2 separate regions of the Homo sapiens genome follow, and region 2 is linked to region 1. The links are chromatin loops, found by intact Hi-C in ENCODE. Cell type or tissue: mammary epithelial cell. All regions are shown on one strand. Each heading gives the region's core, and the rest is flanking DNA. Links, peaks and the distances in the headings are about the cores only.

Region 1 (8,513 bases), core at 178-8,177:
AGGCCAGGCACAATGACTCACACCTGTAATCCCAGCACTTTGGGATGCCGAGGTGGGAGGATCTCTTGCATCCAGGGGACTAGCCTGGGCGACATAGCAAGACCCCATCTCTACAAAAAATAAAAAATTAGCTGGGTATGGTGGCACATGCCTGGGACTATCCAGCTACTCAGGAGCTAAGGTGGAAGGATCGCTTGAGCCTAAGAGGTTGAGGCTGCAGTGAGCTGTGATTGCACCACTGAACTCAGCCTGGGAAACAGAGTGAGACCCTGTCTAAAAAGAAAAAAAAAGAAAGAAAAAAAAACCACCAAAAGCAACAACTTCTTGGTAAAGGCCTTACTCTTCTGTCAAATAGCATCTCATTTAGACTCCTAGCTATTGAGGTAACACAAAAAAGTTTAAGGTTAAAAAGAAAAATCTTGGCCAGGCATGGTGGCTCATGCCTGTAATCCCAGCACTTTGGGAGGCTGAGGCAGGTGGATCGTGAGGTCAGGAGATTGAGACCATCCTGGCTAACACGGTGAAACTCCATCTCTACTAAAAATAAAAAAAATTAGCAAGGTGTGGTGGCGGGCACCTGTAGTCCCAGCTATTCAGGAGGCTGAGGCAGGAGAATGGTGTGAACCCAGGAGGCAGAGCTTGCAGTGAGCCGAGATTGCACCACTGCACTCCAGCCTGGGTGACAGAGCGAGACTCCGTCTCAAAAAAAAAAAAAAAAAGAAAAATCTTTTCTCACTAAGACATGTTCCAAAGCTTTAAGAGAATGAATGAATGGTCATTTCAAAACCAAGCAAATGTATTTCTGAGTTTTTGAAGCTAAACAATCAATGCACACACATGTAAAAAAAAAAAAAATCCCATACCACAAGAGGGTAGTGTTAAAATGAAAAGGCAGTGTTCCTTCCGCCACAGATCACCATCCCATCTGCCTCCTTCAGGGAAAACCACACAGATTCATTCCCCTGTATCTTCCCAGAAATATTACAGATATTACACCCACCCATGTGTGTCTATAAATCCTGTGTCTATATCCCTGGATTCTTATATAAAATAGTATCATATAATGTACACTGATGGTTTTCAAATCTAGATGCATATCAAAATCACTTGGGAGGCTTCAGAAACATACCACCACTCAGACCCTACATCAGATCAGTTAACTCTGAGGCTCCAGGGAAGGGGCCTAGATGTTGGTAATTTTTATTTTAGGCTCCCCATGTGGTGCTGATGTGCCATCTGGACTGAGAGTCACAGCTGCACACTGTCCTGCACCATTTTTTCCCCCTTTAATGTGCCTTTGAAGGCAGCTCTAGACCAGCACATACAGAACTACCTAATTCCTCTGTTGTACTGGATAGTACTCAACTCTACTATTTATTTAGGCCGTCCTTTATTGATAGCTATTCCTGCTGTTTCCACTCTTTGGACATCATTAATTTGCCTCTCCAGACACAATCTTTACCCTGATCTCTTCTCTGGGATCTAACCAGCATGGATTTCTTCAACAGGGCTTTTGCAACCTCGGGCTTCCTGTTGGGTTCACCAATGGGGAGCTCTTTAGACTAGCAGGGGGAAGGAGACGGCCAAGGCATTTATTCCATTTCTGAAAGGTCTGGCTGTGTCCCTTGACTGAAGGTCACTGCTCCTGTCAAGACACCAACTCATATATCCTTCTGGGTTCCTGTACCACTTTCCTCTCATGTTCTCTCAGCTAAGGGTGGTGACTGGGCAGCAGCTGCTAGCCCTGGCTTACTCTACTATCTCTTGTGATTCCTCGGCACCAACTCTTTTGTTAATAAACCCTCCTTGAGTTATGTTATTTTGAATGCACCAAAGTTTCTTCTTAGGATCCTAATACATCAACCTTGAATGAACACCTTTGCCTTTGTTTGTTTGTTTGTTTGTGGACAATAACATCTTGGTTTTCCCTGAAGACAAGGCTTCTCCTGTATAGGGCAACAAGAGGTAATAGGGTAGTCTGTAATGCAGCTATTTTATCCCTTTTCTGAGTATTTTTGACAACAGCCAGGGAATAGCCCCATCACCAGCTGCCTTTACTTCATAAAGAATATTAGAAGGAACATTAAAGCAATGTCTTAGTGAGAACTCCACTGCTTCCTTGTGAAGGAAGGTGATAGATATTAGAAGAGAATTTGATAGTGCAAATGCAGTGAATGACTAAGATGCTACATTTCCAGATAATTTTTTTTTCAGAAGCTCTTTTCCCTTTTGCCATAATGACAGTCAAATCAACACAGAGTCCTAGGCTGGAGAGGAATTCCTGAGGCTAAATTCTTCCCCAGTGGAGAGTTGAGATTGCAATTAGTTTCTAGCCTAATCAGCGTAGTTTCCAGTTGGCTCCACCCAACGGAGGAACAATAGGGTAGGGGGCTTTGACCAACGCTCTTTGTGTAAACAGTTCGATGCCTGTCTTGGAAGAGGAGCACTTCTATTGATTTCAGTGTATTTTATTATTTATAGTTAATTTAATTTGGGGTATTTTAATTCCTTTTTAAAATTATATCAATGTTTTTAATCTGGGTTGCTTTATGTTACATCAGGATCAAACAAATAAACAAAAGTAAACATTGAGTGTCCATCCACTGCCACCACGGAAAGAAATCAACACTAGGGGTTTGTTCATTGGTAGGGGGAGCAGTCTGAGAGCAAATAAGAAGAAGGAATAAAAATAATAGTAGAAACCAATTTTTATTGATTGGTTTTATTGATTGATACTCTGAACGAGGCCATTTACTAAGTGTTAGGAAGGCATTATCTTATAACCTTGAAAGTAGGTATTATTATTATTGCTACCATTTCACTGAAGAGGTTTAGCTTAGAGATAGCAAATAACTTTCCCAAGTTTACACAGTTAGGAAATGGCAGAGCTGAGGCTTGACCCTGGTAGATCCACAATCAGGCCACACAGGCTTTGCCCTGCCCCAGATTCTAAAGCTTACCAATGCTTTTCACGTGATATAACCCTATAACCCATTTCAGTCTTCGGAAAGCTATTTGTGGCCATACACTTATATATAAACAAAATCTCTGTTCTCTGAAAGGATCTCTACCATAGTAATGCCATCCATTATGAGAAATACATTTTCCCCCCTCAAAAGTAGAATGTCGATTTAGAATAGCATTTCCCAAACCATGGAATGCTCTTTCAAGAGGCTTAAGAGAAGTGCTGTAGAAATCATGTACTATGGTCAACGTATTTAGGAAATGTAGCGTAAGAGATGCCCCTTCAAGATGGACATATTAAAGGCTCAGAAGTTCTCTAGTCAATAATTTGTTGAACTGGCCAGGCATGGTGGCTCACGCCTGTAGTCCCAGCATTTTGGGAGGCTGAGGCAGGTGGATCACTTGAGGTCAGGAGTTCAAGACCAGCCTGGCCAACATGGTGAAACGCTGTCTCTGCCAAAACATATAAAAATTAGCTGGATGTGGAGGTGTGCACCTGTAGTCCCAGCTACTTGGGAGGCTGAGGTGGGAGAATTGCTTGAACCCAGGATGTGGAGGTTGCAGTGGGCTAAGATTACACCACTGACCTCCAGCCTGGATGACAGAGTGAGACTCTGTCTCGAGAAAAAAAAAAAAAAAAAAAGAAAGAATGTGTTGAACTTAGTCCAAAGCAGCTCTTGCCCCCTTCCCTTCCTGTACCAGTTTGGGAAATGCTGATTTAGACATCTCTAATCTGTCCACGCCGATGCTCATCCATCACCTTCAGTATCACATAGCCTGAGAGCTATTTTTCTGTCAATACCAGCATCTTGATCTTTTCATGTTACACACACAATAGATAAACAATAAAAACATCTACTGGCTTGATTAATTGATGCACCCACCCTGTCTTGATTTGTAACCAACAGGCACGCATTTGCGAAGCAGCTGACTGGGCTTTTGGGGGGAGATGGAAAGTGCAGCCCTGGTGAGCTAATAGGTTCCTGTGAAAAGCAAACCCATCCCTCCTCAGCTATATAAGCTGTGACTGATCCCAAAGGCCACGGGCAGAGCTCAGTTAAGCCCCAGTACTGTCATCACTGCACAGACAATCATAGGGTGCTGGTGATGACACAGGCTTGGCCCTGAGAGCTTTACACTGAGGTAAGTCCTGATTTTATTCTGGTGGAAGTCCATGAGCTTAACGCACTAGATCACTATGCACTATGGCTCTCAGACTTGAGCATGTATCAGAATCATCTGCAGGGTTTGGTAAAACACAGATTGCAGGGCCCTCCTTCCAGAATATGCTGATCCTATAGGTCTAGGGTGAGGCCTGAGATTCTGTAGATCTAACAGGCTCCCAGGTAACACCAATGATGCTGGTCCCAGGACCACACTCTGAGAACCAGTGCACAGAGCTAAGGGTCTGCCTTGGAAGACCAGTGTAACAGAGACCAAATGAAGCCTATGGTTGATCCTGCCTGGCTTTCCAGATCCCTAATGCAGAGAAGGAGTTAAAAACAAGATTCTAAGGCTGTTTCCAACTAGGAATGCTTTCCTAGCTAAGTAAGCATCTGCTTTCCAGATTGACTAAAAAAGGTTTCAAAAGCAGTACTTGAACTCTAATGTACTTTTAATTTACCCAATTTAGAATCTGAATCTACGAATAAGATCCCTCAGATTAAATACACAGAGGTAGAAACAATTCTAATCTAATCCTAAATAAGAAAAATAACACTTTAGATTTCCTTCAAAGTTCCCTCACAGGCATAACAATGTTGAAAAAGCCATGCGAAATCTTAAGCCTATTTCCTTCCCAAATATTCTACCAAAAATTTGAGATTTAAAATGCCTAACACTTACACAAATAAAATACAGTGTCATAAGGCATTTGAGGGCAGCTAAATTCAAAATGAAATTCAGTCATTCATACCTTTAATTAAACTCCAAAGCTTTAAGCATGTACTGTGTATGTCAGGGCAATTTTTGGAAACTGTTTTAGGTTATTTAGCAAGATTTATAAGTTTATAGAAAAAATACAGACCCTTTATATGATTTTAGCTTGTACAGGAGAAAAGAACAGAACAATATGTGTAAAGGAAAACATTTTTCCATTTGTGATTTCCACTCTGCTGGAAAACAGGGATGTGGCTAGGCATTCAAACGGCGCTCTGCCCTTACCTCCTCCCATACCCCCTCTGCTGACAGGCTGTAGAGATCCAAGTGCCACCGATGGGTCCCTGGTGCTTGGGAAAGAAACCCTGCTGGGTCACCAAGTGTGAGGTCTGTCTCAAGCAATTTTTATATTTTAAAAAAGAAGAACCACCACTAATAACCAACACATTTATCTCATAAAAATTGGATGAAGGCAGGAATTTCCACCCTCAACCAAGGGAAGCCCAGCTGGGCTCCCGATTGATGAGTGAGATCTTGCTTAGGGAAAGAGAAAAGTGGACATGAAGCCACTCAGAAAATGGGTCACACCAGTAACAAACTGAAAATGTCAAGGAAACGTGGCCTAGTTACAGGGCAGAGCTGTGGCCTCCACAGCCCAGGAGCCTGAGGTGACAGAGGGAGGGTATCTGGCATGTCCAAGAAACAACAATGAACGAGTAAGTAAGCTGGAATCCCCAAGGGCACTGTGGGGAGCAAGGAGGGGCAAATGAATCCTTTTGAAAACAATGAGGCGTTCAGGTTATTTCCAAAGGTGGGGAATGTCACCAACTTTTCAGGCAAATCGGTCTGAAGAGATCTTTTCTGCTTGGAGGTGGGTGAGAAACAGAATTCTCCATCTAAAAGGAAAGATCCTTCTCCACAAAAAGTTGATCCAGCCACAGAGGAAAACTTCCTCTTTCAAAGCCCCACATTCCAAAGGATGACAAATAGAGACAATTCTAGTAAAAGCATAGCAGCCTGTTTGGGTGTAACCCTTTGGCATAAAATAGCATGGGGATGGTAAAATTGCTTTTTAAAAAAAAAAATGCTATGAATTATCACTTGTCTAATGCATATTATTCATTTTGCCATTCATTTGGTCTCAATAAATAACAGCTATGCACACAATTATCAGGTACCCTGTGGGATTCAGAGGTTTCCAAATCTTTCAGGAACAGGGTGTGGCGTGTCTACCCTAGCTGGTCTTGCTTTAAGGAGGGGTAGCACCTGCCTCTACAGCAGAAGTTCCTTCCTCCTCTTCACTGATCACTTAAAGCCTGGACTGAGTTATAGCTCCAGTCTCAGATTCAAGGTAGGAGGCTGGTGGGGGAAGGTGAGTGGGACAGCCTGGGACATTTCTCTGCACAGGAAAAATACATACCATGGCTGAGGGACTGGAGAAAAAGTAAGGACAGTTTGTGGGGGGAGCCCTCCAAAATAATACTATTAATTGCCATACACAGTACTAAAATACGTAAGTAAAAGATGATCTTAATTTTCATGCCACCTATTTGAGGAGGTTATGATCACACTATTTTACAGATGAGAAAACTGAGGTACAGAGAGCTAAAGTCACTTGCCTCCTTCTCCTCCAAATCCCTATCTCCTTGGTTCTCCATTAGTTTTCTCCCTGGGACTTCTCAATATACTGTGTGACATACTGTGTTAAACACTGATTTATCTCCTGTCTCCACTAGAATATAAAATCCATGAAAGCAGAAACTCTTTTTTTTTTTTTAATATTTTTAAATCACTGTATCTTCAGCACTCAGACCACCACCAGGCCCACAGTAGGAGTTCAATTGACATTTGTGGAATGAATGTTGACCAACTAAAGTGGAAGATTAGTAAAATTTGAGAGATATCTCTGAAGGCAAGTTTTCCCTGAATTTCATCAGAGAACAGCTGAATCAAACTCAGAAGAAGCCAGCAATGTTTCAGAGAAACAACTCTGTCTGGACGCAGGCCTTGTTTATCCTTTGAATTCCAGGGACTGTTCTCTGGCCACTAAGACAGGAGAAGAAGGTTGACTCTGGCAGAATCTGCAGGCGTTTGGCATGCGTGCGTCTTTTAGGTCACCAGAAATAACTTGGAAATGCATGAGCGTGTGTGTTAAGACAGAAGGACGAGAAAAATTAGTTTTATTTATGAGGCTACTGAGCAGTTAGTTATTTTTTAGGGGTGGGGACCACTTAGGCAGAGAGAACTCCAAGGTTGGGTTCCATCATTGCAGTAATCATCCCAGCCCTCCTAGCTTTCTTTCAATCTTTCAATCTTTGTGGTCTAAAGAAGGCATTTACCTAGTAGTTTCTAATTTGGGGAAATTACTGCAGCATGTTATGTCCCTGGTGGGGCATTCCCTGACTTCTTTCTCAGCATTTGTTTACTTCCTCCTTTAAAATCACTCTCTCCCAGAAAGGAGTTGGCATGATGCCCCACTGGTCACTGTGGAAGGAGAGAATGATTTATTTCTGCAGCCCTCAGTAAGCACCCATTGAACGACCCTCATCCTTGGAGGTGGATCAGCCCCATTTCTTCCACCAGAGACAGTGGAAGATGGTGGTAGTGGGCATGCTCAGGTCCAGAGACCAGTATCATCAGCCAGGCAATGTCGATGCCAGAACTAAAACCTAGGGTTTCCTGCTTTCCATTCCAATATTTGAGCCACCTTTCTTGTTTGCCTCAGCCATTAGCCATAAATTTTGTTTCCCAAATTTCTTAGAATCTCAGTTACAAGTTGTTTTCTTTCCAAGAAGATTCTGAAAACCGAGAGGCTAGTCTCCATGCTGCACTATACTATAGTGAGACTCTTCCATACCTTTCTATTCATGCAGACAGCTCAGCCCCATCCCAAGACAGCTGCCCATGACTCCGCGGTCACAAACTCACAGGACTTGTGTCAGTTTACTATCACTGCATATTAAACCACCCTAAACTCACTGGGTTCCAATAATCACAATGTGATATTTATCATGAATCTATAGGTTGTCTGGGAAGCTTTGGCTGGTCTTGCCTGACTAACCCAGGTGGCTGCATTCAACTGACTGGTGGTCCCAATGCTGAGCTGCGCTGAGAGAGATAGCTGGGCTTCTCTCTCCAGTAATCCGTCATCTTTAAGGAGGCTACAACAGGCTTCTTTACATGGTGACTGGGTTCCAAGAGAATGAGAGAGAAAGCTGTGAGGCATTGTGGCCTGGGCCTGGGAAGGCACATGATGTCACTTCCTCCACATTCTATTGGCCAAAATAAGTCAAAGGGTAAAGGTCAGCCTAGATTCAAGGGCTCCAGCTCTTAATGGGAGGGGTTGCAAAGATTCTATGGCCATTTTTAATCTACTATGGGCCTACAGGCATTAGGTATAAAAGTGAAGCAGGCCAGCTGTGAGATTATAGAGACCAGAGAGTATCATCTGCTCCCAAGTTTCACATAGGTTTAGTGTAACCAACTCTTCTGACACTTCAAAAGAAGCTGGAAATCTGGATTTAAAAAGATGTGTTAATAGACTCTATTTTTTAGAGCAGTTTTGGGTTTACAGAAAAATTGCATGAAAGTTTTACACATACCCTCTCTATTTCTACATTCTGAGTTTCCTTAATTATTAACATCTTGCATTAACGCGATACACTGGTTAC
Region 2 (8,513 bases), core at 439-8,438, 71 kb before region 1:
TACAGCGTTAGGTACCTAGTTAAATGTTAGCTAATATTGTCAGTCATTGAGAGAAAACAGAGCCTAAAGGCTAACAGGCGGGGTGGGTAAGGGTGACTAGAGTTTTCAATTCTCCAGAAAGCCCTGACTCCTCATGTTTCAGTCACATTGAAATCATACCTAACCACCCAGCCACCTCTCTCTCTCTGCTCTTTCTCCCCACTCCCACCTTCCCCATTTCTCTCTCTCCCCCCTTCATTCTTGATCCTTGCTGTCCTTCTGCTTGGGACATGTCTCCATTTGCCTAAGTGGGAAACTCTTCTCTATCTTTCAAGGTCCATCTTGAATGCCACCTCTTCCGTGAAACTTTCTCTGGTTCCTATTTCCCAGTAGGAAGGATGCCTCTTCCTCATCGCACTGCACTACCTGCCACACACTGCTAGTATGGTCATACCACATGGCAAACGCTGTTCCTTGTATATTTCCCTATGGCAGAAGCCAATTTTGAGTTCCCTGAAGACAGAGATCATGTCTTACACTTCCTGGTTGTAGCAGCTCCGGCATGGAAGAGGTGGTCAATAACTGATGGCTGAATGGAAACATAAAAAATCGAGGGTGATTGCTCTCAATGGGCCATGGCCAGTTACTCCCCACTGTAAGGAAAAACAGAACGGAAATGGACTTAAGCTGCCACATGGGAAACTTCAGTCAGACCCAAAGAATTCCCTCAGTGAGAGTGTTAGATATCAGACCAAACTCCTGTGGGACAGTGTGGAATTTCCGTGAAGGGACTTTACAAAGGAATACTTCTTTTATGTTTGGGGGTGATTCTGATGTGGTTTTGCTTGAAGGCAGGCCCTTTTCACATAAGGTTCATGAAACAACCCCTAAGTAACCCAGATGACAGCACAGGGTCTCGGGCTCTTGGTCAGCTGCTTCTCCAGATGGTTTCTTGTGCCCAGCACCAGCCAAGGAGGCTGGGAAAGAATGTGGCTGTGTGTGCCTGAGTGGAGGGTGGGAGGTCTTCCTCCCACAAGCTCCAATCCCAGTATGTGAGCAAATGGTGCGTTTTGCCAAGGGTCACAAAGTTACCCTGTGTTCAAGTACCCAAGTGTAATAACATGCAATTTCTTTCTTCCAACTATAACTGTAGAGTAAAACAGGGAGGAGGAACTGCCTTCTAGTGCAGTGCTTTCCCCACTTTTTTTCCCCTTGGTCAGCCCACCCAGGGGCTATGAGCACCTGCTGCATGCCAGCCCTGGGCTGGGTACTGGGCAGAGATGAACAAGACCTGGTCTCTGTCCTAACTGAGCTGTTTATTAAGAGCAAGATGGGCCTCAAACATTTGATGACAAATCATGAATTAATTATAGGTAGAAAGTACATGAGGGAGAAAAATGGTGTGATAGGAGAAAAGGTGTAACAGAAAGATGGCCATCCTCTACGGCCATAATTTCAACTTGCTCATCACAGGTGAGGCAAGCATGACTACTCCTTTTCTTTGTCACGAAGATTCAGAAAAGGTAGAAAAACAGTTAATAATTCTTTCCAATAATCTACCCCCACCCACAAATCCCAAAAGGACATCCAGCCACAGTGTCAGAACAAATATTTCAAGTTTACGGTGGGCACAAGACCTGGAGGGTAAGATGTGATTTGGCACCTAAAGAAAGAACCCATGGACTCACGTTTTTACTAATTTGCTGGTTGGCCTGGGGAAGGCATCAAAGCTACCTGGCTTTCAGCTAATAGGAAGTTGCAGCAGGCTTCATGGAGCCAATGACGTAAGAGACGTGACAGATTTACAGTGCGACAGGAGTTGCTAAGTGCTGTGGGATACAGAGGGTCTCCGTGTTGATCATTTCAACTTAAAACCTTCTGGCTTTGGTCCTCACTGTCTGATGTTGACTGGGTACCGCAGGGTGGCTTTCTGAAGGATGCATCCCGGCATGGGCATGCCCCTTCCCTGCGGATGGTTATGCAAAGCTCCTCCATGTGACAAACCTCACCCACCCCGAGCAGTTACCATGGAGGTTAGAGCCTCCCTTGGCTGCTGTGCAGGCTGCAGTCAGCCAACACTGACTAACCCCGCATAGTTAATTAGTGGCAGCTTAGCTTGGTGCTATTAAAAGCAGGGCAAGCCAATGACACTGACACATTCAGGTAGGAGAGAAGTGTGGTATCTGAGTGGAGGTTGGGAAAGAACTGAGAAAATAAGAAATTAGAGCCATGACTTAATTCTCATGAGCAAGCGTGTTTGGGGTCTGAGAAAATCTCTCATCACACTCACTCTCTAACATTTACCTAATTTCAACTGTCAATCAAATCCACTTCTAACCCAGGTGCTCTTAGGACTAATCATGCAGTCAGAACTGAGTGAAAAACACCAAGCAAAACCACAGGACGTGACAGTTTGCGCTCTGCTCTGAGTGGCTGTTAAAAGCAAAACAAAATTAAAACCTTCTGCTAGGAAGGCATGAAAGTTGAAGTGATTGGGAAATCTATTGGAAAGGCCAAGGACAAAGATAAAATACACACCACGTATTTCATTCTCTCCATGAAGGATCAGACATAGATGTACACCATACTCAGAAAGCCTCGCCTAGTTACAGGATGACCCACACATGTGGGACGCTTTGGGTGCTGGGGGAGTTTTCCAGAGGAGGCTGTCAACTCAGTGAGGGCAGCAGCTGCTGCCAGCCTGTGCTGTTCACAGGGGTAAACGAGTGCCCGAAGTGGCAAATGAGGACAAGCAGACAGCTCACATGTGACCCACGCATTTAAATAGCCCCCCTCCCCTTAGAACCAGGACCAAGGGAGCTTCACATCCCTTCCTCCCCTCCCAGGGCAAGCATCTGAAGCCAGAAGCCTCATCCTCAGTCCCCAGAGCGCTGGCTTCCCCATGCCGCCTCCACTGAGCCCATCAGGGAGTCCTCTGTGCTTGTGGCAGAAGCTGGGAGCTCACTGGAAGCCTGGGTCCCAGGCTGCCACTCAGAATGTATCTGGAAGGGACATGATGAATGCGAAGACTCAGTGATCTGGCTTGGCCTGGGACAGCATGCAACAAGCTCTAAACAACAGACTTACAAACCAGCTGTGCTGGGGGCATTGCCTGTGTTCTGGCTCTGATGATTCCATCCTTGTGTTCATGAGGTTTCAGAAAATAGGTGATTAGAAAGTCAAATTTAGGAAGAATAAAACAATATGTATTCTAAGAGAAGAACGTTAGAAATGTGAAGTGGACTATGACTCTTCGGGCTCAATTGTTTAATATGCCTGAGGAGCAAATTCTCAAGTTTCCTAGCATCTGACCTCTTCCTAAATGGAAAGCAAAGCTTCTCAGAGCTCATCAGAAATAAGCACGGTGGTTGTCACCAAAAACCGCAGGAGCCGAGACTTGTGACCTTTGATCATCATGTATATATGCTTATTTGAAGACATATTAAAGCATGTATTGAGTCAAACTCTATCAGAAACTCAAGAAAATACCACCAAATGGAAAAGTCATTTAATTCAAAAATCATACGTCCACTCATTTCATAGGGATTGTCACATAAACCAACCACATGTAAGAAAGCCAAGTTTCAGAGGCCTCTGAACAGAAATTTTGTTTTCTTTATAGATATATTTGGTGACACAAAAGCATTTTTTAAAAGCCTGAACATGGCAACAGGGCTACTAACAGGGACAAAGGTCTATTCTAGTCACAGATTACTTTCTAATTACAGCATTGGATTCTATGCACGAGTCAATAGTCAATACTGAAGTTTAGAACAGTGCGTTATTTTAAAAGAAAACATTAAAGTGCCATTTAATAAGTACTTTATTGATATTATATCACACAGCACTTTACAGTATACTCAAAGATAGCCTAAATTATGAATTAAACATGCAAATATTTTCTTTTCCAAAATGTGGACAAAATGTCTTTTAGAGTGCTTTTGAACACTAGCCTTAGCTACTAAGCATTCATGGGTTTGATCTTTCTTGCGACATGACTTTAAGTAAGTTAACAAAAAATGTAGCTGTAGACAGTAATTGTTTGATAAATATGAACAGTTTTAAAATGGCACTGAATTTACATCTTTAATCATTTTAATAGGCCATCCACAGCCTCTCTTGTGTCTCTAATTCTCAACCTCCGAGTCTTAAAGGCTGTAAAGGCTCAGAAAGTGCCAGCTCATGTGGGTCTCTGTAAGTGTCTATGTCTTCATAGATGTAAATATGTGCTGTATACACACACATACACACACACATAAATATACTTTAGAATCAACAGATGTGCATTGTCAGATACAAGGTTGATTCTGGCATCTGGATAACCAAGAAAGCTGCTTTTAGGTGTCTGGACAACTTTGTAGAAATGGTTGACGTAGAACAGTATAGAATGTCTTAACCTCTCCAGGACTGCTCCAGGTAACTGACATTTTGTTTATCAATACTCTGGTTCTGACTAAAGTGAATTTTGACATGGACATGTCATGTCATGTCATACCCACACAAGGGTCTAGGTCTATGCTAAGCCTTTGCTCTCTAAAGCATTCCACCTTGAGAGACGTTTTCACTCTGTAATGTCTGGCACAACTTTTGTAAAAATATTAGCTGTGAAATTTTTCTGTGATCGCTTTTTTTTTTCTCCTCAGTAAGCATAATATTTATCCTTCTAAAAAAGTATCCAAAGCTCCTTAGGATGGTTCACCTTTCTCTTTCTCTCTAGTCCTGGTGTTACTTTGCATCCAACACTTTTTCCTCTCAATAATACAGGTGCTTCCACTGGAAGACCACATTTCAGCAAGGACTGGCTCTGAATGACACCTGGATTCTATGGCCTTTCCCTCCACTTTGGGAAGCTCTTTAGTTAGACAGGTACTGTAGGCGGCAGGAGAAAAAAAGCTAATTATTACTTGTTGGAGTCTTGTCTCAGGCATGCTGTGGGGCTGTGCAAGATTCGCTGCTCTGCTGCTGTTGTCATTTTGATGCTACAATTACAGAGAGGCGGTTCAGCACCCAGCCGATCGGTGTGGCTGCCAAACACATTTGAGCATGACAAGATAAATTTGTTAGACACCAGCACAGGGTGGGTGAGAAGACATCCTGCTGACTTTATAAAGTGATGTGGGGCAGGGTTGTCGAGGTAAGTGATGATTGTCAAGTTTGCCAGAGATGATAGATAACTCCTTTGGCAGAACACCTAGGTCATTCCTTTTAAAGTCAGGTAGCTAAGAGGCTGTTTGGTTTCTGCAGCGCTGGCTACCTACTTGGGGAACATGGTTGCTCACAAAACATTCAGTACTTGGGCAAACTCTGGGTGCCATGGTGGCCACTGCTGTCTCCGGGAGTGCCATGTCCACAAAACTCAGTCATCCAGACTTGCTTTTGGGAGCAGAAGCCAGAGGATGACAGGTGCCAACAGACAGGCAGGGATCAGGTTATCTTTGGCTTCTTCTTTCTGTCTTTCTCCCCCTCAACTGTGAATGCTTTTGGAGCCTCTGCAGTCAAGACAGAGCTTTTACTGAGACAGCAGTTGCCATTTTCAGCTGATAGAAACTCAGGGGATAGAAGGCCTTCCCTTTGAGCCGCAGGTATGGCACACACAACTCTGCAGCTCTGGGCAAGTGCCTTGGGATGCCCTTGTCACTAGTATGGCTCTGTCCTGCTAATGCCAGTCTGTCAATACTTGATTGTTCATTCTTTCTCTTTGCCTCTCACCGAAAAGCACTCGGTGAGAGGAAATGAACTGATATTCAAAAAGACAGTGTGGTCTGACATAAGAAAACACATATTGGCCGTATAAATACTTCAGACATTAAGCTAAAGACTGGCTCCAATTCTAGGACACCAAGGCAGGCCACAATGCACAGGGTCCATCCCTATATATGTTTATTTTGAAAAACAGGAGAAAAGATCTTCTGTCTTGAGCAAGTCAGGGTTTTACTTGCCTGGGGGCAGGGATTTGAAACCAGCTGTCTTCTCCTGGCATGGCATTCTTTTTTTTTTTTTTTTTTTTTCCTTTGAGACGGAGTCTGGCTCTGTCACCCAGGCTGGAGTGCAGGGGCGTGATCTTGGCTCACTGCAATCTCTGCCTCCTGGGTTCATGCCATTCTCCTGCCTCAGCCTCCAGAGTAGCTGGGACTACAGGCGCCCGCCACCACACCCGGCTAATTTTTTGTATTTTTAGTAGAGACGGGGTTTCACCGTCGTAGCCAGGATGGTCTCAATCTCCTGACCTCGTGATCCGCCCGCCTCGGCCTCCCAAAGTGCTGGGATTATAGGCGTGAGCCACTGCACCCGGCCATGGCATTCTTTAGCTACGAAATTTTGTTAGTAACCTGAAGGAAGAGTGAGAGGCTGACCTTAATACCCCTAAAAGATTCAGGCTATGGCTAAGTGATCCCTGGGTCTTACAAAGGAAACTGGAGGCTACTGGGAAAGCTCAGGGATCCTGGGCCATGGTCTTCCACTCTGATAACCAATTCATTCTCCTCATCTGCCCTAAAGTTTCCTGTTCACACAGAGAGAGTCAGAGGTAGGGGGCATGGATAGGGGAGAGAGTAAAATCTTTAGTCTTCAAGTTCCTTCCTACTCATTGGCTCATATTCTGAAGTTTATCCAGTTTTGTAGCTAATAGGAAGGAGGGGAGCCTGGCTGGGCAAAGGGAAACAGAGAAGCCATCTGTCAAGGGCACCGCACAGCCACAGGGAAGCTGGGGAGGGGGTACCTGAAAGATCCCATTGGCAGCAGCTCATGGGCACTGCACAGACACACGGAAGCTAGGGAGGGAGTTACCTAAAAGATCCCATTGGCAGCAGCTCTGTTTCTCCCGATTTCAAATCAGAGCCAACTCAAGAGGGAGGGACATGCTTCCAAGCAGTGAAGCTGGGGCCAAATGTCTACAGGGATGCTTCGTGAGGCACCCCCAAAGCAAGGATCTTGGCCTTCTGTTCCTCCACATGAGCTCCAGGTAAGTTTATGATGGGACAGATTACAACTTCAAACATCAAATGTGGTCGGCCGCAGCGGCTCACACCTGGAATCCCAGCACTTTGGGGGTCTGAAGTGGGCAGATCACTTGAGGTCAGGAGTTCGAGATCAGCCTGGCAAACATGGCAAAACCCCATCTTTACTAAAAATACAAAAAACTAGCTGGGTGTGATGGCTCATGCCTGTAGTCCCAGCTACTTGGGAGGCTGAGACAGGAGAATCACTTGAACCTGGGAGGTGGAGGTTGCAGTGAGCCAAGATTGCGCCACTGCACTCCAGCCTGGGCCACAGAGTGAGACTCCATCTCAAAAAACAAACAAAAACACAAATAAAAAACCTCATCAAATGTGTTAAAAGCATGATGTTGGTCTCTCTTTGAGAAGCGTAATAGTATGTGAATGCACATCCCCTGAGGCCTCCATTTCCCAAGGTCTTCTTGTCCTCAGGTTCACAGATCTAACCTACTAGTATACTCCCTTTCTTCTCGAGTTTTCCCCAGTGGCTTTCTTGAGTTCTGTCTTGGTCCTGTCCATTCTTAATTCTCATTCCCTGATTCAATGGTAGTGTCTCGCTTGCTCCTGGGTGAGTTCCCGGAAAAGAGCTGTATAATCCTTGAGCTGATAAACTGAGTAGTGAATCACCATGACAAACCCCTGTTAACTTTAAAACCACCTGTAAAGCTATGACGGCACAATCTATACCCCTCCTGGAGTCTTCCTCTTCTTTTGGGATCACGGGAATTGGAGGTGAAAGGGAAGAGTTTTAAAATGTTTAGGAGAAGGGAAAGCAGCAGCACATTGAGAACTGAACATTCTAAGAAGCTGGTTCTTTAAGAACTTACAGACGCACACAAAATTTGAAAACTAGCTTGTCCACATTTCTAAAGCCTCAGAAGATGTGGAGAAAAAGAAGTAAAGAGCACAGCAACTGACTCATCTCTTTCTGGCCTGATATCTTGGGGGTACCAAGAAATACACCTGAGAAGAAAGACAAAAACTCGAATGCCTGACCCCACTTATTTAAATCCTGAGCTTCATCTTACTACTAAGTAGGCATTCTTTGAAAAACTCATTGCCTGGAGATGCTCTTCCCATCTCCAAATCCAAAGCCCAAGGGATGCTTAAAAACACATAAAGACTGAACACCACTGATGTGTCGTGCCCACCAACAGGACAGCAGAGAGCAAGGCCATAGAAATGTCTTCTCTTTCCTTCAGGCCGAAGCGGGGACAGTGACCTTGACTCTCTTCAGCTTTGCCTCCCCTCTCTCCCTCTTAAACATACTTCTTCAGCAATCAAAGCCTAAGTGTGTGAGCAACTAACTTAAAGAATATCAAATATAAAACTTTGCCATATAGTATTTCAAATCACTCTATTTACAAGTTTATCTTTTCAAAAAAAAAAAAGTAAAAGATACAGTAATTCAACACAATTCAAGTTTTTCTTTTCTTCTTTAAAGTTCCCTAACAAGGAATTCCAGAAACAGGAAACACTCTGAAGCAACGCTGCCATCCAAGGGGCTCCTGGGGAGCTTGACGGTCCATCGGTTTGTAG

The links. A loop is a pair of places that touch in the nucleus more often than their neighbours do. Peaks named below come from ENCODE experiments on the same cell type or tissue, not always from the same donor. Only the 100,000 strongest peaks of a DNase experiment are listed, where the experiment ranks them.
Region 2: a loop joins it to region 1, with 7 times the contacts of the local background. A loop is called at or near these places in 3 of 110 quality-filtered maps.

What each region holds. Positions count from the first base shown.
Region 1 is chr5:143,152,267-143,160,779 of GRCh38, reverse strand. All of the region lies in intron 20 of ARHGAP26 (Rho GTPase activating protein 26), which reads right to left. Among named protein-coding and RNA genes, the nearest start is that of ARHGAP26-IT1, 36 kb to the left of the region's middle. In mammary epithelial cell, for the core only: a CTCF peak has its summit at 5,147; a DNase peak (open chromatin) is centred at 5,689; H3K27ac peaks cover 1,242 bases.
Region 2 is chr5:143,223,960-143,232,472 of GRCh38, reverse strand. ARHGAP26 (Rho GTPase activating protein 26) reads right to left here. Exons shown (of 23, transcript NM_001135608.3): 23 at 3,466-8,513. Among named protein-coding and RNA genes, the nearest start is that of ARHGAP26-IT1, 36 kb to the right of the region's middle. RefSeq lists an enhancer at 2,845-2,904. In mammary epithelial cell, for the core only: no CTCF peak of the experiment used is centred there; no DNase peak of the experiment used is centred there.